2 separate regions of the Homo sapiens genome follow, and region 2 is linked to region 1. Evidence: read pairs that join two places in POLR2A ChIA-PET (ENCODE). Cell type or tissue: Panc1. All regions are shown on one strand. Each heading gives the region's core, and the rest is flanking DNA. Links, peaks and the distances in the headings are about the cores only. Region 1 overlaps LOC124901404 (a long non-coding RNA gene). Region 2 overlaps TBPL1 (TATA-box binding protein like 1).

Region 1 (11,369 bases), core at 2,023-10,022:
CTCCCGGTTACAGGTATCCGTGGTCATTCTTCTGAATCTCTAGAAATCGGACTCAGGCGCTCCTCTCTTTGGGGCTCCTCGCAGGCGACTGCATTTGCTGCGCGGCGCGGCCAGGCGGGTCCTTAGCGCCGGCACCGTCGCCCTCGGCATCCCACAGCGCGCAGCGCAGCCACCGCTCTTCTCTCCCACCTGCTCCGTGCAGAAGGGAAGAAGAGCCAGTCGAGCTGGAGGTCCAGCCAGCCCTTGGCCTCCAAGAAGGAAAAGGACGGCGCTGAGAAGCGAGGTGGGGGCAGCTCCACGTCCGAAGGAGCCCAGCACGTGCTAACACCTAAGACCCTGGGCAACCGAAAGGAAGCAAACCCCAGGATGCTGCCACGACCCGGAAAACCACCACAGCTCCAGGAGGGAAAGCAAAGGGCCGGCCCAAAACACTGGGAAGGAGGAAGAGGGAGCATCTCTCGGGAGTCCTCCCGGGAGGAGCCACTTCCTTCTGGGACCGGACAGTTTTGCTCACCCCCATTGCCCCTGTCCTTCCCCCAGGCCACCGTCACCTGCACCGCCCACCTGCGTCCTCACCACCGCGGCAGGGCCCCTGTTGGCCCAGTGACAGCAGTGTTCCTCTGGCTTCAGTTCCCAGCCACGCACACACTTGCCCTCCTGGACGAGGGTAACAGCCCACTTCACGCTGCTGCACCTGCTGCGGCCCCACTCCCTTGTTGGTGGGGACTTTGCTTTCTGGGTTTCTGCTTTGGGGGCTCCTTCTCGGCTCCTCCACTGTTTCCTCTGACTTCCCAGAGGGCTCCCCGGCCATAAAAGAGGCCCAAGCCCCATCTCATTCTGGCATGTCCCACTCTATTGTCCTGGAGGCAGCACCTGTGGCCATTGGAGGGGGGTGCTCCCAGAATGCCCCCAGCCAACCTGTGTCTTTGTCACCACGTGGGGCTCACACATCCATCTTTCATCTTCCCCCACCTTTCCTAGTTCCTGCACCAGGTTGGACAGCTCCCTTTGTAGTACAGGAAGGCAGGCAGGGTTTGAGACCCCTACCCCATTTTCACAGGGGCCCCAGCTCCCTTGCCCTCAGCCTGGGCTCTGAGTACACATTGCAGTGATGGAGATGTAGAGTCACGGGTTGTTCAGGTGAGGCCCAGGTTCCCTGGGCAGCCACCTGAGGCCGCCTGGGGTTGCTCACCCAACCCTACCTGTTCCCACCACTCGGTCTATTTCCCCCTCCTCAGACAGGACACTAATAACAAGGAGCTTGCCCTGCAGGCTCCCAACCCTCCCGCTCTTCCCTACCCCACAGGGTTCTGGTTCCATCATTTCCTCTGTTCACAAACTATCACTGGACAGTTGTGTTGTCTCTTGTACAATGTTCCATTCTTCAACATCTATCATTGCTGCTGCTCCCAGCACCAAATGTTCACCCTCTGCCTCCTGCTCTGCACACATTCCCCTCCCTCAAGATAGCCTCCATGAGACAGGGGGTCTGCAGCTTGGCAGGCTGGCTGGGTTACTGACTATCCCAGTCCCAGGGAAGATAGGGCCCTGTCTCTAGGATGCTGCAGCAGAGTGAGGAGGGGCACTCAAATTGACCCTAAAGGGTGGAGGGGCCACCTTCTCCCCCTGTTTGGTTGGGGAATGGGTAGTTATTATTTGTCTCAGCTTGGGGCTCTGCCTCTAGCTTCCTACTTGCAGTTACTTAAGTTAAAAAAGAAAATCCTGTTCTAAAAAAAAAAAAAGAAAGAAAAAGAAATCTAATTCAAACTGGCCTGAATGGGACAAAAAAGAAAATAAAAAGAGAATTTTTGCTCATGTAATAAGCCATCAGATGGCTTTGCATCAGAGGCTTAAAGAATGTTCTAAAGTCAGTCTCTCTCTAACACTCAGCTCTGCTTCTGGCAGTGTGGGCTTCATTCTTTTTTTTTTTTTTTTTTTTTTTTTTTTTTTTTGAGACAGAGTCTTGCTCTGTCACTCCGGCTGGAGTGCAGTGCAGTGCAGTGGTGCAATCTTGGTTCACTGAAGCCTCCTCCTCCCAGGTTCAAGCAATTCTCGTGCCTCAGCCTCCCGAATAGCTGGGATTACAGGCGTACACCACCACGCCAGGCTAATTTTTGTATTTTTAGTAGAGACGGGGTTTCAACATTTTGGCCAGGCTGGTCTCGAACTCCTGACCTCAGGTGATCCACCTGCCTCGGCCTCCCAAAGTGCTGGGATTACAGGCGTGAGCCACTGTGCCCAGCTTGGGCTTCACTCTTAAGCAAAGTATCTCCATGTGTGATGAGATTCAGGCTCAGATGTTCTTGGCTGTAGGTCCAGAGAAAGGAGATAACTTCTCTTCTCCAAAATTGAAACAAAAGTCTGGTTTTGATTGGTCTGAATCACTTGCCTAACAGTGAGCAAATTGCTGCAGTTAGATGTTTGGGCTGTTTTGATAGGTGGATTCTGGCACTTCTCTATGCCTCTCTTCTTGTTTTGGAGCATGTTTTAAAGGGGAGAAATGTGCCAAAGAAAACCAGGGGCTTTCTGAAAAGAGGGGAAAAATTCTGCAGCTTTTTCTATTTGAGACTTTAAGTTATCTCTCAGGGTGGACACAAGGCCTTTGTACACATGGCCCCCACATGGGAAGAAATCTTGAGGGGAAATTATGACCTGGCTCACATGTAGGACCTGGAGATTTGTGGTTAAGCATTGGCAGCCCCTCTGGACTTCAGGATACGTTGAGGGACAGTGGCTGAGCTGGGGGTTTTATGTTGGAGCCTGTAATGGGTTGAATTGTGTCCCTTTGTCTTAGTCTGTTTTCTGCTGCTGGAACAGAATACCACAGACTGAGCAAATTGTAAAGAAAGTTTATTCAGCTCACAGTCCTGGAAGCTGGGAAGTCCACAGCATGGCACTGGCATTTGGCAAGGGTCACCCCATGGTGGAGGGGTGGAAGGCAGAAGCGAGCACAGGAGAGACAGAGGGGAAACTGAGCAGAAATCATTTTATCAGGAGCTCCCTCCTGCCCATCAAAACAGCCCAAACATCTAACTGCAGCAATTAACTAACTCACTCCTGTGATAGCAGCATTACTGCATCATGAGGTATATTAGTCCGTTCTCACGCTGCTATAAGGAACTGCCCCAGACTGGGTAATTTATAAAGGAAAGAGGGTTAATTGACTTACAGTTCAGCATGGTTTGGGGAGGCCTCAGGAAACTTACAGTCATGGCAGGAAGTGAAGGGGAAGTAAGGCACCTTTTCATGAGGTGGCAGGAAGGAGAAGTGCTGAGTGAGTGGGGAAGAGCCCCTGATAAAACCATCAGATCTGGGGAGAACGAACTCACTATCACGAGAACAGCATGGGGGAAACCACCCCTATGATTCAATTACCTCTACCTGGTCTCTCCCTTGACATGTGGGGATTATGGGGATTATAATTCAAGATGAGATTTGGGTGGTGACACGAAGCCTCACCATATCATGAGAACAGGGCCCTCATAACCTAATCACTTCTTAAAGGTCCCATGTCTTAATACTGTCATAATGAAAATTAAGCTACCAACACATAAACTTTGGGGCACATATTTAAACCATAGCACCCTTCCCCAGAATTCACATGTTTAAATCCTAACCGCAGTACCACAGAATGTGACCTTATTTAGAATAGAGCAGTTGCAGATGTCATTAGTTGAAGTCATACTGGAGTAGCGGGGACCTCTAACCCAATCTGACTGGTATTCTTATAAAAAGAGAAATGCGGAATGAGATATGCACACAGGAAGACTGCCATGTGAATACTGTAATTATGCAGTCATAAGCCAGGGAGCTACCAGGCCTGTAACAGATCCTTCCCTAGAGCATGCAGGCCCTGCTAACACCTTGATTTCTGACTCCTGACCTCCAAAACGATGAGACAATAAATTTCTGTTGTTCTAAGCCATGCAGTTTGTGGTAATTTGTTATGGCAGCCCCGAAAAACTAATACAGAGTCTAGAGTTGGTATGTGACTGTGACCTGCGAGAGACTGAGCTTTAGCCATCACTAGGCATCATTGCATTGGGAGATAAAAGTCCTGTGATTAAATGCAAGATAGGCTGGGCATAGTGGCTCACACTTGTAATCTTAGCACTCTGGGAAGCTGAGGCCAAGGCAGGAGGATCTTTTGAGGCCAGGAGTTCAAGACAAGCCTGGACAACATAGTGAGACCCCCGTCTCTACAAAAAAGAATTAGCGAGGCATGGTGGTGTGCAACTATAGTCCCAGCTACTCAGGAGGCTGAAGTGAGAGAATCACTTAAGCCCAGGAGTTTGAGTCTGCAGTCAGTGAGCTATGTTCACTCCACTGCACTTCAGCCTGGGTGACAGAGCAAGACTGTCTTGAATGAATGAATGAATGCAGGATTGGTGCTCAACAGGGACACCATGTGGCAGTTTTAAAAGAGCCTTTAGTGCCTGTGGGCTGACCAGCGCCACCTAGTGTTTGAAAGATGGATGACTTTTATAATTTAGGAGGAAAGGAGGGGAGGTGATTATATAGGATTGTATGGATCTCAAATCATTAATTGGAGAATTGCATATCTTTATCAAATAATTTTTTTTGAGGAAAAGTCTTGCTCTGTTTCCCAGGCTGGAGTGCAATGGCACGATCTCTGCTCACTGCAACTTCCACCTCCAGGGTTCAAGTGATCCTCCTGCCTCAGCGTCCTGAGTATCTGGGATTACAGGTGTGCGCCACCACACCTGGCTAATTTTTGTATTTTTAGTAGAGACGGGGTTTCACCACATTGGCCAGGCTGGTCTTGAACTGCTGACCTCAAGTAATCCACCTGCCTCAGCCTCCCAAAGTGCTGGGATTACGGGCATGAGCCATTGCGCCTGGCCTCGTTATCAAGTAAATTTTAAATATCCAATATGAAACATTGTTCAAGGTTCTGAGAATACATCTTTAAATAAGATAGATGAAGTTTCTGCTCTGGTGAAGCTTGAGAAATAGGACCCTGTTTCCCCAGTAAGCTGTATAATAGGTCATGTGCTACATGAGCCCTTCCAACTCCATATAGATCATGGGCCAAGGGAATTGTAATAGGCTAGAAAGCCTGAATCAGATTTGAATTTGTTGCAGTTTCTAAAAGTAAAGGCATCAATGTAATGTTTGTCATTTCTCAATGTAGGATGAAGTAAGGAGTTTTCATTCCTGGTTCACACCTTATTATTATTATAATCAATAAACATTTTTAAAGTTTTTGATCTGATTAGGTTATCTCTAACTAGTCTAGCCTAGTGGTTCTCAGTAAGAAGCAGCAAAATTTTCTGTGGTTTTTTTTTTTTTTTTTTTGAGAGGGAGTCTCACTCTGTAGCCCAGGCTGGAGTGCAGTGGCACGATCTCGGCTCACTGCAACCTCTGCCTCCCAGGTTCAAGGGATTCTTCCAAGTAGCTGGGATTATAGACACTCACCACCATGTCCAGCTAATTTTGTATTTTTAGTAGAGACAGGGTTTTGCCATGTTGGCCACACTTGTCTCAAACTCCTGACCTCAGGTGACTGGCCCACCTTGGCCTCCCAAAGTGCTACTAAAAATACAAAAATTAGCTGCACGTGGTGGCGGGCACAGTGGCATGCACCTGCAGTCCCAACTACTTGGGAGACTGAGGCAGGAGAATCTCTTTAGCTCAGAAGGCAGAGGTTGCAGTGACCTGAGATCACACCACTGCACCCCAGCCTGGGTGACAGAGCGAGACTCTGTCTCCAAAAAAAAAAAAAAAAAAAAATCTTTTATACCATATTTTTATTGTGTCTTTTCTATGTTTAGATATGTGTAGATGCACAAATACTTACCTTTATGTTACAATTGCCTGCAGTATTCATTACAGTAACATGCTGTACAAATTGTAGCTGTGGAGCAATAGACTACCACACACATCTAGTAGACCATCTAGGATTGTTTAAGTACATTCTATGATGTTTGCACAATGATGAAATCGCCTAATGACACATTTCTCTTAACGCTTCCTGTCGTTAAGCAATGCATGACTGTATTAAAAACTACTGATGCCTTGGTGGCGCATGCCTGTAATCCCAGCTACTCAAGAGGCTGAGGTAGGGATAATTGCTTGAACTGGTACCAGGGAGGTGGAGGTTGCAGTGAGCCGAGATCACGCCACTGCACTCCAGCCTGGGCCACAAAGAGAGACTCCGTCTCAAAAAAAAAAAAACAAACCTACTGATGCCTAGGTCTCATTCCCGCCCCCCACTTCACTCCATCCCAAGGTTCTCATTTAATTAGACTGGAGTGTGGCTTGTGCATCAGAATTTTGAAAGCTCTCCAGCTGATGCTAACTTTTAGCAACATTTGAGAACCATTATTCTAAGCCATGAAAATTCATTCAGTATTTTTCAGTTGTGGTTGACAAGATCAGAATTTGGTGTTAGGAAAATTAATTTGGCAACGATATCAAGAGTGGACTGAAGCCCAAAGAAGTCTCAGAGAGAAGTCACATAGGAGACTAATGCAGTAGAATAAAGTGAGATAATAAGGGCCTAAGGAGAAGATAGGTGTACTTGAGAATGCACATGTATTATATAAGTAACAGAACTTCAGTGCTGATTTCAGAGAAGCAAGTTTGATCATCTAATGACCTTGTTGACCAAACAATACTAAAATAACCTGTGCATCTAAATAAGGAGCTGCCTTTCCAATTGATAAGCTGATGCATCTCTGTTGTAAAAAAATATTTTATCAGTATTAATGCATATGTTAAATTTGACATTTCATAATGCAATTCATAGAATCTGCTGTTTGTTTACTATTCCAGAATTTTATTGCTGAGTTCTCAATTTAAATCTACAGGTATTTCTATTATCAGTGATGTGAATTATGATATAATAACTCTTGATAATTGATATGGTTTGTCTGTGTCCCTACCCAAATCTCATCTTGAATTCCCATGTGTTGTGGGAGGGACCCAAGAGAAAGTGATTGAATCATGAGGGCAGGTCTTTCCCATGCTGTTCTCATGACAGCAAATAAGGCTCATGAGATCTGATAGTTTTATAAAGGGGAGTTTCCCTACACAAGCTCCCTTCTCTTGTCTGCCACCATGTGAGATGTGCCTTTCACCTTCCCCCAGGATTGTGAGGCCTCCCTGGCCACGTGGAACTGTGAGTCCATTAAACCCTTTTCCTGTATAAATTACCCAGTCTCGGGTGTGTCTTTATTAGCAGTGTGAAAATGGACTAATACAATAATCAACAAAATGAGAATTATAGACATAAACTAAATATTTTAATATAATGATAGGCTAATTGCATTATAGCCATTGTTTTTCTTGCTATTGGTTTTTTGTTTGTTTGTTTTTGTTTTTGTTTTTGTTTAAGATAGGGTCTTGCTCTGGGCTCAGGTGATTCTCCTGCCTTAGCCTTCTGAATAGCTGGGGACCGCAGGCATGCACCACTGCACCCACCAATTTTTTTTTTTTTTTTTGGTAGAGACAGGGTTTCCCCATGTTGCTCAGGCTGGTCTTGAGCTCCTGGGTTCAAGCGATCCTCCTGCCTTGGCCTCCCAAAGTGCTGGAAGAAATTTTATAATTATAAAAATTAACAAGTTAAATTGATTTAAAATTGAAAAAATATTGGGAGGAGAAAATGGGAATTTGTTATTTAGTGGGTATAGAATTTTCTGGGGTTCAAATACCCTTTAGAGGTTTCCCATTGGTTACTTTGTGTACACCCTATGTAAATGAAGTAGTGCCCTGTGATCAGTCTGTTTGGTTGTGGACAGTGACCAATCAATCAGAGACTGAAGTGAAGTTACAAAGTTATACTCCTATGCAAATGAAGACCTGGCCCGGCGACCAGGCTGATTGGTTGTAGGAGGGGACCAGTCAGAGGTATTTTCAGTTTTTTATCTGCCACACAGAAAAGATGGGGGTTGCAAAGGGAGTAGCCTTTGGCTCTTTTGTTACTTGGGCATGGAAAGTTGGAGTTTTCCTTTTGATTTAGCTCTAGGAAGTCGGCGCAAATCAGCCTTACGTTCCCTGCCTCCAGACCCTTTTCTCCTGCCTCAGAAGGTAGAATGCTAAGCTGGTCCCCAAGGTTGCTGCCCCTTGACGTACACAACCTGTGTAATTCCCTCCTTTTGAGTATGAGACTGAACTGTAAATATAATAGAATAGTCACTCCTATGGCTAGATTACTGTAGTTGACTTTAAGAAAGGGAGGTTATATTCAGTTGGCCTGACCTAATCAGATGTGCCCTTGAAAAGGGACTGAGCTCTTCCTGGAGACAGAGATTTTAAATGTAAGAAGCCTCTAGCACAAGGAAGATTCTCTATTGCTGCCTTTAAAGACAAAGGGTACTACATGACAAGGGACTCAGAATGGCCCCTCAGAGCTAAGTATCGCCCTGGCTGACAACCAGCAAAAGAACAGGGACCACAGTCCTAAAACTACAAGGAAGTGAGTTCTGCCCATATCCTGAGTGAGATGAAAGAGGACCCTGAACTCCAGGTAAGGATGAAGCTGGTCCATCCTTGATTTCAGTCTTGTGAGAACCTGAGCAGACAACCCAGCTGCAAAGTGCCTGGACTTTTGACCTACACAGAACGGTGAACTGGTAAGTGGGTATTGTTTTAAGTCACTAAACTTGTGGTAATTTGTCATGCAGCAATAGAAAGTTAATTGAGCAATTAGTTTTCATAAGACTTCAATAATAGTCGTGTGTCTTTGAAATTAAAATCTGATTTGAAAAAAACATGAATGCTGCAGAGACTATATAAGGAAAAATATTGGCTGTAACTCAGTGTGTATACACATGACTCAGATTTTAGCAAAACAACATCTAGCACAAAAAGATCATCCAAAAATGTTTTGAGTGTGATATGGGAAATTTTACTCCCTTAGCAGAAACCGTAGCATAATTTTATATGAACATTTATACAGAAACTGAATGTTAATGAAATACAAAACCAAGTGATTCAAGTTATAGAAGATGGGATAAATAAAATAATTTTGGAGAGTTAGGAAATGCTAATTACTTAGTCATTTTAGATAAAACTCCTGATGTAAGTAAGCCATATAATTCAGATAATTATGTCTGGATTTGTAGATTCCCAAAATGCAAACATTTCTAGACTTGAACATTTGGGGGAATTTTGTCCAGTAGATTATAGGGCTGCTAATATGATGCTTTGATACTCTCATAATTGCTTCAAGTTTGGTGATTCACTAGAAGGACTTACAGGCTCAATAGCAGGTTATATTCATGGAGAAGATATCTCACAGCAATGAATACAGAGCAAAACAGCAGGAAAAATATATGTCCTGGTGAAATACAGATAGGCTAGAAAGGGCTTCTGAGTCCTTTCTCATATGAAGCTACAGAGAATGTGCTTTTTCACTCTTAATGAGCTTCATTGACATGTGTGGAGTATATATGCCCCGGAAAGCCATTCAGATCTCAGGGTTGGAAGCTTTTATGGGGTGCTGACCCTACAGGCATATCCTGCAATCAAACCAGCCATTGTAACTGAGACTCAGAACCTTGGCAATGAGAATGGGGGCACCTTATCTATCTTGATGTTTGTGCAAAGCAACCTGACAAGCTGGTATAGCATGGTCCACTGCTCTAGGTGTAAACAACAAAATCATCAATCACTAACATAAAGAACATTCTAAGGGCCACATTCCCAGGGGTTGGCCAAAGGCCAATCTTGGTTCCAGACTCCCTTGAAGGCATGCAAAGAGTAAGCAACCAGATCTGTGATCTCTCTCTCTCTCTGTCCCTCCCTCTGTCAATAGCCCTCTGAATCTGTGGGTTCCACATCCATGGATTCAGTCAACTTAGGATCAGAATTTTTTTTTAGTTGCATCTGTACTGAATATGTACAGACTTCTTGTCGTTATTTCCTAACAATTCAGTATAAAAACAACTGCTTACGTAGTATTACATTGTATTAGGTATTATAAGTAATCAAGAGATGATTTAAAACACACAGGAGGATATGCACAGGTTATATGTAAATTTATATCAGGGACTTGAGCTCGGTGGATTTTGGTATCCACAGGAGGTCCTGAAACCAATCCCCCATGGAGAATGAGGGACAACTATGTGTATATATACATTGAAAACAATGCCAGAAATGCAAATAGAAAAACAACAGTTTTCAGTAGGAGATCTTTAAAAAGTATTAATTTTAGTCTACAATGAAATGATGGAATATATGTAAAAACATTTAACAGGGATACATTTAAAAACTTTAAAACACAATTGGAAAGTTAATACAAAATCTCAAGTAGAAGTATGCAATTGCTTTTAGAAAATATTAATGTATTAATAGGCACTAGAATACAAGCAAAAATTATACTTCTGAAAAAAAAGTCACCAAATTCATTTTGTCAGTATTAATGGGACATGATATTTTAAGTGAAATTAATGTTATAAACAAAAGAATTCAGTGTACATAATGCCTTTGAAATCATCAAAGGCAAGAAGAAAGTCTTTGAGGAAAAACAAATTGTGTTTATGATATCTAATTGACACCAAATGGCAGTCTATTGATATTAATGCCAACTTGTCTACATAGAAAATACTAGAACTATTATGATTTTTCTCAACACAAAGTCTGTTCCACCTATGAGCCAAAGCTAAAAGTCAATATCAATTCTTTGTTTACGTTAGATATAACAGCACTATTTTTAAAAGAAAACGTGGCTGGACGTGGTGGCTCACGCCTATAATCCCAGCACTTTGGGAGGCCGAGGCCGGTGGATCACAACGTCAGGAGTTCCAGACCAGCCTGGCCAACATGGTGAAACCCTGCCTCTACTAAAAGTACAAAACTTAGCTGGGCAGGGTGGTGTGCACCTGTAATCCCAGCTACTTGGGAGGCTGAGGCAGGAGAATTGCTTGAACCTGGGAGGTGGAGGTTGCAGTGAGCCAAGATTGTGCCATTGCACTCCAGCCTGGGCAACAGAGCAAGACTTCATTTCAAAAAAAAAAAAGAAAAGAAAATGTTACTATATCAAAAGAACATCCTGGTCTCTTCAATGCAAGATGACCAGTGTTATCTGCAGAACTACTATAACTATGTAACTCAAATGACACATTTACAATTTAAATTGACTGTTGACCATAGTAAGGAATTCCATATTGATGGGCACCAACACAGAAGCTTTTCCTAAAACCTATGATAAATCTCATTGGAGTGCAGCATAATTTTGAGGGACAATTTCCTAGATGGATTTTTTAAAACTTTCTTTTAATTTTACAGAATAGATGTAACTTAGCCAAAATTGGTCACCAGTGGAGAATGTGGCTTCTCAAAATTAAAACTTATCAAAAGTGACATAATGTCTATAGTGTCACAAGAATGCCCAATCCAGTAAC
Region 2 (11,061 bases), core at 47-8,046, 130 kb after region 1:
AACATTTTGGAAATACAAGTTTTTGTGGAACATTGTGTTGGAATATTGTCCCCATTAAGTTTCTCCTGAGAAGCTAATTGGACTCTCCACTCAGCTTTATTTCTAGGTATAATCACTGTTGGTTACACTAAACTCCTAAACCTAAATGACAGGGCACAACTACAGCTTGATCCTGTATTACCACATCAGGGCTCCTGGGTGAGCCAGAGACACTGTTTCATAAATGCATATTTATTATAACTTTAAGAGTAGCAATCTCATATACTGAATAGTCACTCTTTAACTCCATTAAATAAGATACAGCAAGGGGAAGGACAGTATCACACAAAATGGCTTTCAAATTCAAGTGGGGCTATTTGATAATTACACTGTGGCACAGAGGCAGCTTATGGGCACTTCTTGTTAAAACATCTCCATGTTACCAACTTCTGACAAGACTCTTAGTATAGGCTTGGGCATCAACCCAAGATTAAAGTCAAGAACCTCAATCACTTCTCTACAACTACAGGTGTTGAGTCTTTCCAGAAAAACAAAGGTCCAAATGAGGCACCATTCATCACAGCTTCTTTCTCATTTCCATCTAGTGGGTAAGAGGTTTCTCTTCTTAAAACTACAATTTCTTAACCTTTACAAGTTATTTAACATTTTCTATCATATTAAATTAGCAACATAAAACATTATCCTTTATCTATAAACTTCTAGTCTGGTTCCCTAGAGTTTATATACACGTTTTTATTTCTAATCTGCAAGAAAAAAAATTCCTATTTGTTATTTGGTAACAGAGCATTAAAAGATACTATACACATGTGGTGCATATATATATATATATATACACACACACACACACACACACACAAAATACACTTCAAAAAGAAGCCAACACACTTTAGCCAAAGTCTTAAGCTTGCATAGATTTTAAAAAAAAGAAGTATGAATACAATTTTTGTTAAAATAGAAAATGGGGAATAAAAGTTATAGAATGAAGAGAGATCTTTTCCAAACTTTTATTTGTGCACATTCAATTGAAAAAGATAACTTTTACAGGTTCTTTGGTGCCCATATTCAGCATACAAAAATGTAAAAGACTATTCACAAATAAAACACATTAGCTCAAAATGGAAAAAAATAACAATGACGACAATAAAACAATCTAAGGTAGTGCACACTGTGACAGCTCTGCTTATGGGGACATGAGAATTACTGCGAAAATAAATAGAATGTCCTTTTGTAAAAGCAGCAATATCATGTCTTGTAAACTTCCTTTTATATTACAGCAAGGTTTGGAATAAAATCCAAAGGGACTGGAGCTTACACTGTAGCCGTGAATGAATAAAAGAGTCTATTTCCTCAATTATTGTTGGTCCAGTTTTCCTTTTGAGTCCAATGTGCAGCAGGTTTAAAAGGTGCTCAGTTAGAGATTCTAACCAATTAAGTGGTGAATTATAAAATTTCTTTCCTGCTTTCAAACACAAATGGGTAAATCTGTTCCACAGCAGTAGCAACAGCCTTTACATTGGGCCCTGTAATAAACACAATGGAGGAAGGAGTGAGAAGAGTTGGAAAAGGGAGCACTAGGAAAAACTGATTTTCCAGAATTAAAAATATTCAAGTGGTATAGAATATCAAGTTAACTGTTAAAAAAAAGAAAACTAGACATATAATTATACACATAGCCATAATAAGTAAAAGTAATACAGATTTTGTTCTGGGCAATTAAAGGACATATGAAACACAAAATGAGGTTATTCACTTTGTTTTAGGGCATACAAACTATCATGGACTAATATAAAAAGCACTGTAATATAATATGTACATGAAAGGAAGGAGTAACAAATGGGACTAAATAACAGCTATCCTTTAAGTCACTATCATCTGGCTTCTGGTTAGGCTACAACAGAGGCTCAGGGATATGGAGGAACACAGCAGAGTGAAACAAAGCTGCTACCAAAATGTTGGGAAACCAGAATGCTGGTTTAAAAATCCCCACAGATTTACCACCACTGGGTATCCACATATTTATTACCAATCTGGTCATTTCACCCTCAGAGCGTATACAAGTCAATAGAAAACAAAAAAAGCACAAGGCTACGAGGTGACCATGCATTATGCTAATTCTTGAACAACTTTATAAAAATGTAATCTTTCATTTAAATCGCTAAAAAGAAACATAAAAAAGGACAATGAAAACTATTCTCATAAAATTTTGAATAAAAATGGCTTCACCAATACACACTTAACCTCTTTTGAAAGACCCAGGAAACTAACAAATCCACCCACTGTAAACTCTCTGAAAGTCCTAACCACACATCCTATCTTGGTCAGGTCCTTCCTGACTCACTTTACCCCCACCTTGCTATGCTTTGTTCATGGGAACCAATTCAGTAACATTTCATAGGCTATTCCTGATCTAAGTAAATAATGCATACTGCTTAACCAGGTGAATTGTCTTCAGTTTGTTATTGTTTTGTTTAATATCTAGTAACTCAGTAAATACAGAGTTTTACATATGCATTGTTTTATTATATACTTAGTAGAGATTGTTCAATAGGCTTTGTGGCTTCTCAGACATCCATGCTCCAAAGTGTAGAAACAGAGAGCTGAAAGAAGGGAACAAACAGACTCGTCTCCTATCATCCCATATTTAAGATGCAGGTGGGATCTTGGGAATACGTTTTGAAAGTCCCCAAGGAAGATGGAAAAACCCATGGGATGAGTCAAAACTAAAGTTTATTTGTTGAGAGACTAAATTATTTTCCTCTGTGGATTGAAGAAAGAAAAAACAAAGCTCAAGGACATTAAAGACATTTTCTTTAATTCTTTTTTGCCTAAGGTTGGGCCTGACTCCCAAGCAATGCCTCTGTACAATTTATAATCATAGTACCATTAAAATGTCACACAGCATGCTAATGCTACTCTCTGACATGAATGCCTAGTTTTCTGAAACCACCCTTTCTCCAAATAAAGATTAAAAGATATAGCAAGACAAACATAACAAACAGGTACCAATTATATTTAATATTTTGCTTATGTAAAACCTCTGTGAAATTTATGAGTTTCTCATGAGAATTTTAAATGTAAGATATCATGAATTTACAAAAAAAAAATCATACTATGGATACATATACCAGAAAATATATGTGTGTATATATATATATATATATATATATATATATATATATATATTTTTTTTTTTTTTTTTTTTTTAGACAGAGTCTCACTCTGTTGCCAGTCTGGAGTGCAGTGGTGCGATCTCAGCTCGCTGCAACCTCCGCCTCCTGGGTTCAAATGATTCTCTTGCCTTAGCCTCCCGAATAGCTGGGACTACAGGCGTTCACCACCACGCCCAGCTAATATTTTGTATTTTTAGTAGAGACGGGGTTTCACCATGTTGGCCAGGATGGTCTTGATCTCTTGACCTTGTGATAAGCCCGCCTCAGCCTTCCAAGTGCTGGGCTTACAGGCATGAACCAATGCACCTGGCCTACCAGAATATTTTTAAAGCTCCAACTGGAAACTACTCAAATGCCCAATAAGAACGAATGATCTACATACAGCTACATAGAATATAATATAGATGAAACTCACTAAGATAATGCTGAGTGAAAAAAGACACAAAATAGTAAGTGTAACATTTATAAATAGTACAAAAGTAGGCAAAATGCATCTAGTGTTAAAAGTCAGGAGACTGGTTCCTCTAAAGGGCAGAAGTGACTGAAAGGAACAAATCACACATTATTTCTATCTTGGTATGAGCATCTTGTATCATTCAATCCATAATTGATAAGTGTGGTTTCAATATCATAGAATACCTGTTACTGTGATACTTCCTGTTGAAAAAATCTGTAATGTAGCTCTTAGAGATTTTATCCGATAGCACACAGCAGGATGAAGTTCAGGTTCGTAACTACACAAAATAAGCCACAATTAATATAAATATTTATACCCTGACTAGTAATTTCAAATTTGGTAATTTCTCAAGATAAATTGCTTCAAAGACTTACCTGGCATGAGGTCTATTGTTCTTTGTGAATTCTGGCAAACGGATTTCAAATGGCATGTTACACACTGCCAGAACGTTAACAACCTTAAAATCTGTAAATATTACCTTTAGGAGAGAAGTAAAATTCAATAAATTTATTTTGAAACAAACAAACAAAAAATCTGCTCATAATGGCAATCCTTAAAAACAAGAGCAAACAAGATAAAACAAAAACATTTTAAGTGTATGTTTAGTACTGTAAGTTGTGTAGCATGGAAAGCTTTAATTCAGTTTTTTAAAAAGCTCAAAAACTCCATTAAAAAAATTAAAAACTGAGGTATTTGCATGATCAAAACAGTATGGGTCTTTCTAATCATATGTTTAATTTTTTAATACTTTAAGTGAAATATTTAAAACTACTGAGAAAGGAGAGAGAATAGTGAGGGAAAAAAAATTTAAGTCCAGGTCATCCTGCTAGAGTAAAAATGGAAAAGATGTCACTTTAAAGTCAGTAAATACAGAGTGTACACTGGGCTCCAAAAGTCAGATGTTTTTCTCATATGCAATAAGGCAAAATGACATTTCTGTGAGATTAGCTAGATGTTTATTTTCTTTCTGGGGATAGAGTGATAAATTTGTTTCTAACTAATTGGGATTTCTCTCAACACTTCTAATGTTACACTAAGAAAAGAAGTTCCAAGGCTGAAAATAATGCTGTTAACATTAATAACTTTGGCCACTCCAACCAACATCTTCGTTTCATCTCATTATCTTTTCAAACATTCCTCCTAAAACCACAATTTTGGGTGAGCGAACTATCCTTCAACTCAGCCTTGCACACAGCAGTTGCGCAAAGCCAGGAAACCGCAAAGTGGCAGCACTCTCAAATCACAGTACAACTCAAGCCTCTCTCTACTGCCACCCTTCTCAAGCACCAACCCCCACTCCCCACCAGCCGTTCAGTCTCTTCCTATCACCCTCTACTTCAGAGAGACTGAGTCATCAGAGGGAAAGGTAACTTCCTATCCCCACTTCTACAAACTTGTCTCAATCCCAAACAGCCTTGCCCTCATCTTCAGGGACCATTCTCATCTTTATCTTTCATTTATTCATCATTTGCAAGTGACCTAGCAAGTCCATAATATGTAATCGTTTTATTCAAAGGTATACCTCTATCAAGTTATAGTGATGAGGCTGACATGCCAGTGACAGTCACGTTACAAGTGTGAGAGCCTGCCAGCTGGTGTGTCCATGTCAACGGCCTCTGCCATTCTCTATTCACCATTCTGACCTGGCATTCTTGAGATGACCAAAAACCATTTTGTTTGTGTACGTCAGAGGTGAAAACACTTAAAAAAGAGTTGAAAAGGAAATTAACTTGTGAGGAAACAAGTCTCTTTATGGGAAAGGAATTAGGGAAAAAGCTAGGATCCTTTACAAATACCCACATAGCCAAATTTTGCTACTAATTTTCACACTGAAGGGCAGTATTAAAAAACCTAGAAAAAGTTTAATCATAAGAATAGTACGCATAGTGATTTCTTGAGTCTATTACAATTTTTAATTCTATAAAAATAAGTCCTTGAATATTTGTAGTTTAGATACTATTTGAAAACGTTACCTGAAAACCTAGTTTCTGCAGACTACGGGCTAAGCGTCTGGCACCAAATTTAGCTTCTTCTTCACTACGGTTTTAAGGAAAGAAAAAGATTATCAGTTACACAGGAAATAAATGTTATACTGAGGAACATAACAAACTTTACATATGATTTTGCTGTTAAGTCTAGGAAAATGTCCTTTCCATGAGGGAAAAAGTAAAAAATAAAAACAAAAAACCCAAGTAGCATTTACCTTGTTGCTCCAGTGCAAATAATTTTTCCTGAGGACCAAATTGTAGCTGTAATTCTAGGTTTTCTAAGCTTCATTAATACTTTCTGGGGGGAAAAAAAATCTGATTACCTCATAAGCATTATTTTTCACATAAGGTTCTGTTCTATATAGTCATATTAATGTCCAAATACTACTCTCCAAGCTTATCCAAGACTGCAATAACTGCTCTCCAAATCTACCATTCTGAAATCAAGTACAATACCAAACACAAAGAACATATTAATCCAAAAAGACATTTGATTAATTAAAAATACAAGGTGTATAGAAATCTCTCACTCTATATACTTGAAATCAATGTACTCCAAGTATATAAACAATTCAACTCTCATTCCACCCCAGTCATATAACTGGAACTTGCATGGTTCTTCACACACACCAAATCTGTTCATGCTTCAGAAGCTTTGCAGTAGCTGTTGCTTTCATTTGGAATATTATCCCCTCAATATTCTCACTTCATTCAGGTCTCTTACCAGATGTCACCTCCTGAAGAGAGGCCCTCCCTAATCATTTCCCTGAAACACCCATCCCTTCATTGCTTTCTAATTCCTAATTCTGCTTTCTGCTGCTTCATGGTACCCATCACTACTTTATATTGCATCCTAGAGTTGAGATGCTTATTACATACTCAAGTTCAACATCGGCATCTTGAATAAAGGAGAAATGTTGGAGCTGGAGATGTAATTGGAAATTCATTTAAAGCTATGGGTTACAATGAAATAACTACAGAGTGTGTATAAATAGGTCAAGGACTAAGCTCCAAGAAAATATGCAAATTTAAATTTTCATTCCAACTTTTCATTAATGGAAATATTTGTTAGATGCTCATTCTATGTAAGAAAGACATAAATGCTCACTGACTAACATAAATGAATCAGATGTTTCTGCTTAAAATTTTTGTTACATTTTGTGTTCTTCATTCTCTGTCATATGCCATATTATCAAACTAGAAAGCTATTAAATCTGGGCAGACTCAAAATTCACCAAAGATCAAGATAAAATTTGAACTAAAATACATTATAAAATTTCATATACAAGTGACTGAGAAACACTTGACTGAGTTTATCCTACATTTAATTGTCTCTCACCATCACCAGCTTGTCTATCAACTCAGAATTTTCAATTAACCTGCCTTAAAAAAACTACTTCCTTTCCATATGTCATGCTGAAGTACCAAAGCAGTGTTAGGCATATTCCTCTCTAAACTTTTGAGCAGACATATTTATTACTTTTCTAAAGGAAGGATGGGATTGCTGACAAACTTGAAAATCTTTGTGAGTCACTGAAATTTTTAATTGAATTTAATTCATCTTTACTTAGTTTCTAGTACTAAGAATTAATGACGGCCAGGCACGGTGGCTCACGCCTATAATCCCAGTACTTTGGAAGGCTGAGGTGGGTGGATCACAAGGTCAAGAGATTGAGACCATCCTGGCCAACACGGTGAAACCCCGTCTCTACTAAAAATACAAAAATTAGCTGAGCGTGGTGGTGTGCACCTGTAATCCTAGCTACTTGGGAGGCTGAGACAGGAGAATTGCTTGAACCTGGGAGGCAGAGGTTGCAGTGAGCTGTGATCATGCCACTGCATTGCACTCCAGCCTGGCGGAAGAGTGAGACTCCGTCTCAAAAAAAAAAAAAAAAAAAAAAAATTAATTAATTAATGGCAATTTACATAGGTATCCTGGCATCTAATTTTTAAAGCTAAATAGAGCCTTGAGATACATTCTTAATTTTCATAACAAATGTGTAAAATACATATTCCTCTCGTCAATCTTTGGTTTATAATGACATCCAATGTCTTTTATAATGTTAATCTCAAAACACTAAGGTTTTATTATTACTTATTAATATTCAGGCTTTAAAATATTACAGGTTTAACAAAAACTAAAATTTAAGATGTCCAGGTTAAGATATAAATCATATTATTTTCAGCAGTTTGTTATGAAAGAAAACCATCTACCTTTGTTAAAGAATATGACAATTAAAATATTATAAAAATTATAATATATATTAAGGCATCATTCAAATATAATTCAAATATAATCATATTTGAATAGGTACATGTGCGAATATAAAGGTCCCTTTCTTCAGTTAAAATAAATTGAGAGAGCAATAAAATGTCTCTGTAACCAATGAGTTCTTTGCTGATTCAGGTACCAGCACTCTATGTACAAAAGCTTGCACCTCCATGAGAGGAGGGATTGCTTTTACAGGGCTCACTTCTGTATCCAGGACAACCAGCACATGGTAAGGTGCTCATAAACTATCTGTAGAATGAATACATTTTAGTATTAGTCATAGAACTATAAAATTAGGCTATGTAGTACAAATACGAAAACTCAGATACTTACTCCAACATCACGTTTATAAATTACATTTGCTCCTTCCAAAGCAATCTTCCTTAAGTTTAAATGACATCTTGTTCTAAAAACACAGACTACATTTGTAATTAGAATGTCCAATGCAACATCACTGTCTGCATCCATTGGGGTGGTTTTAAAATTTAGCTTTCCACCACGAAGATCACATCCTGAGAAATAAAACAAAATAAAGTCATTAAACTTAAATGTTGTTAATTCACTTTTCACAATTTTGAAATTGAAATGTAAAAAATGAATCTATATTATTTATTTTTCAAATGTTACTAGAATCAAATCATGTCCCTGGCCGGGCACAGTGGCTCATGTCTGTAATCCCAGCACTTTGGGAGGCCAAGGTGGTTGGATCATCTGAGGTCAGGAGTTCAAAACCAGACTGGCCAACATAGTGAAACCTGGTCTCTACTAAAAATACAAAAATTAGCCGGGCATGATGGTGCATGTCTGTAATCCCAGCTACTAGGGAGGCTGAGGTGGGAGAATCACTTGAACCTGGGAGGCGGAGGTTGCAGTGAGCCGAGATCGTACCACTGCATTCCAGCCTGTGAGACAGAGTGAGACTCTGTCAAAACAAACAAACCAAATCATGTCCTTTCTTTTCCCCACTAAAAATGTCATTTTTAAAAAAGCTAACATGACATCTAATATATTTCAAAATCTAGGCCTAACTTTCATTCCTTAAACTAAAAAGTAACTTTTACTTGACAGGAGCTTGCCAGACTTATCTCCTGCTATTCACCTCTACAAACACTACGTTCCAGGTGTACCACAGTAATGACAAATCCCCAAATGCACCACGTTCAAGGGTTGGACTCTGGTTCCAATGTCTAACCATTAGTGGCATATAACCCTTCTCATGCAACTTGCTGGTACTATAAAAAATATGACATACTTCTATTTCAAGCAGAGTAACTGACTTAAGTTTAAAGCAGCAAAAATATGAATAACATTTACTAACAGACTTTTCTCATTACTAACCATTCATTCATTATTTTCTTTCTGAACACCTATACACTGAAGATAATGGAGGGAAAAAAATGATTAAGGCAAAGTCTTTTGTCCTCAAGGAGTTTGCAAACTTGGGTGTACAGGAGGAGCTCTACCAAGTAATTTGCATAATACCATTTTTATCAAGATCAGAATCTTCCAACATGTATTTGCCGAGACTCCTATGATTTATACAAACAAACAAGCCCCAGTTTTTACTAAGTACGTGACTCATGACCCAGCTAAAAAATTCTCTCTTTGCATTTTCACACTTCAAAAAATAAACAATGGCAATTTGACTTAACTCACAAAAAGATCAGAAAATGATAAAAACATACTATAGTTGTTTTTAAAATTCCTTGCAGCCACAATGTAAAAAACTAGTATTCTTTATAATAAGGATTCAAATTATTATATAACTAAAACAGTGAAGGGGCCAAGAGTCTAAATAAAGAAGGTCTTGTTTCTCTGCCTTTAAGTTTCTGATAGAACACAGTGGCAAACCAGACCAAGACTTCTGACACCTCTATAAGACCATATGGCATTCAATTCTGTGTATCAATTGTACCTCAACTTCATTATATTTTTTCACTCTTGTATTCCCATATTCCCCTCAATCTGTGTATCTTTTTGTTTTTCTGTTATTTGTGCATGTTTGAGCTACCTCAAATAATTTTTACGTATGAGGAGTGAGGCAGGGGTGACAATAGGAACTGATGGATAGATATATAAGCAGACAGATTAAAAAGCAGAGGCACAGGGCCAGTTTATTACCATTGGTCTTAAGCACGTGCAATGTCTGACTCACCACTTAATAGCTATCAGAACTTGGGCAAGTTATGTAACCTGTGTCTCAGTGTTCTCATATTGTAACATGGAATAGACCATGCCTACCACACAGCAGTGTTGTGAAAATTATATAATGTATGAAAAGTACTTAGCATATATATCTAGGATATTGTAACAGTAAATGACAGTAATTATTGATGAAATAAGTTCAAATCAACAGGCAGAGGATTTCTTAGCACTACTTCCCATGATTACATTAGAGCCCAGTTACTGAGCCATCTGGACAGCAGCAGGTTTTCTGCTAGGCTCCTGGCTGCTTACCCCAACATCCATTCCACCTTGCCTTCATAATGATCAGAGCTCAGATGTTTAGCTGGGTACAATGTGGCAGAAATAAAATACTATAGATGTCAGCCTCCCTGGCAACAACTGGTATAGCCAACTGGCCACCTGAATATGTTCTGGTCAATGAGACATAAAATAAAATGGTTATGTATCCTCTGGGAAGTCTACTTAGAGCAACCAACTAAGCCAGCAAGGGCTCCTTTGCCTTTCTGCCCTTTTTCATTCTTGCTGTCTAGAGGTTGGATATGAGAGCTAGAGCTCAAGTAGCCAATTTTGCACCACGAGACAATGAGGATGAGGATGGTAGAACAACAAGATAGAAGCAGCCTGGCCCCTGACGCTGTGAATCTCCTTATTATCCCTGTTCTTCTTAATTCTAGACCTCATGAGTATGAGAGAAAAATCAGTTTCCCTCATGTTGGATTTCTGTGATATACAGCCAAACCTAATCCTAACTGTTGCACATCCCTTGAGGATAAGCTACCACAAGGCAACTACTGAAGAAGAAACTTCATGCGAATCAACTATCAAATTTACTATTTTACTTGTTTTTATATCAAACAGGAGAAAACAAATTGACTCAGATTTACTACTTTGAGTTCTACTCTACTCTGAATTTACTACTTTGAGTTCTGCCTGAGGGGACAACACTAAGGACAATATAAGTAAAACTAAGTCAAGAAAAAAAGGGGT

The links. ChIA-PET counts read pairs that join two places held together with the same protein. Peaks named below come from ENCODE experiments on the same cell type or tissue, not always from the same donor. Only the 100,000 strongest peaks of a DNase experiment are listed, where the experiment ranks them.
Region 2: POLR2A ChIA-PET joins it to region 1 with 12 read pairs; 4 of 35 experiments call an interaction of 5 or more read pairs at or near these places.

Annotation. Positions count from the first base shown.
Region 1 is chr6:134,104,335-134,115,703 of GRCh38, reverse strand. The region is part of intron 2 of LOC124901404 (a long non-coding RNA gene); the gene reads right to left. It also overlaps the pseudogene HMGA1P7. Among named protein-coding and RNA genes, the nearest start is that of SLC2A12, 57 kb to the right of the region's middle. In Panc1, for the core only: a CTCF peak has its summit at 4,418 (motif pointing left); DNase peaks (open chromatin) are centred at 4,398 and 5,923; H3K27ac peaks cover 1,984 bases.
Region 2 is chr6:133,977,420-133,988,480 of GRCh38, reverse strand. TBPL1 (TATA-box binding protein like 1) reads right to left here. Exons shown (of 7, transcript NM_004865.4): 2 at 8,221-8,399; 3 at 5,831-5,913; 4 at 5,601-5,664; 5 at 4,002-4,105; 6 at 3,810-3,904; 7 at 1-1,520. The coding sequence starts at 8,355. The coding sequence ends at 1,441. It overlaps SLC2A12 (solute carrier family 2 member 12), which reads left to right. Exons shown (of 5, transcript NM_145176.3): 5 at 1-900. LOC128092253 (umcharacterized LOC128092253) reads right to left here. Exons shown (of 2, transcript NM_001414965.1): 2 at 8,393-8,399. The coding sequence ends at 8,393. Among named protein-coding and RNA genes, the nearest start is that of TBPL1, 30 kb to the right of the region's middle. RefSeq lists an enhancer at 4,847-5,016. In Panc1, for the core only: no CTCF peak of the experiment used is centred there; no DNase peak of the experiment used is centred there; H3K27ac peaks cover 479 bases.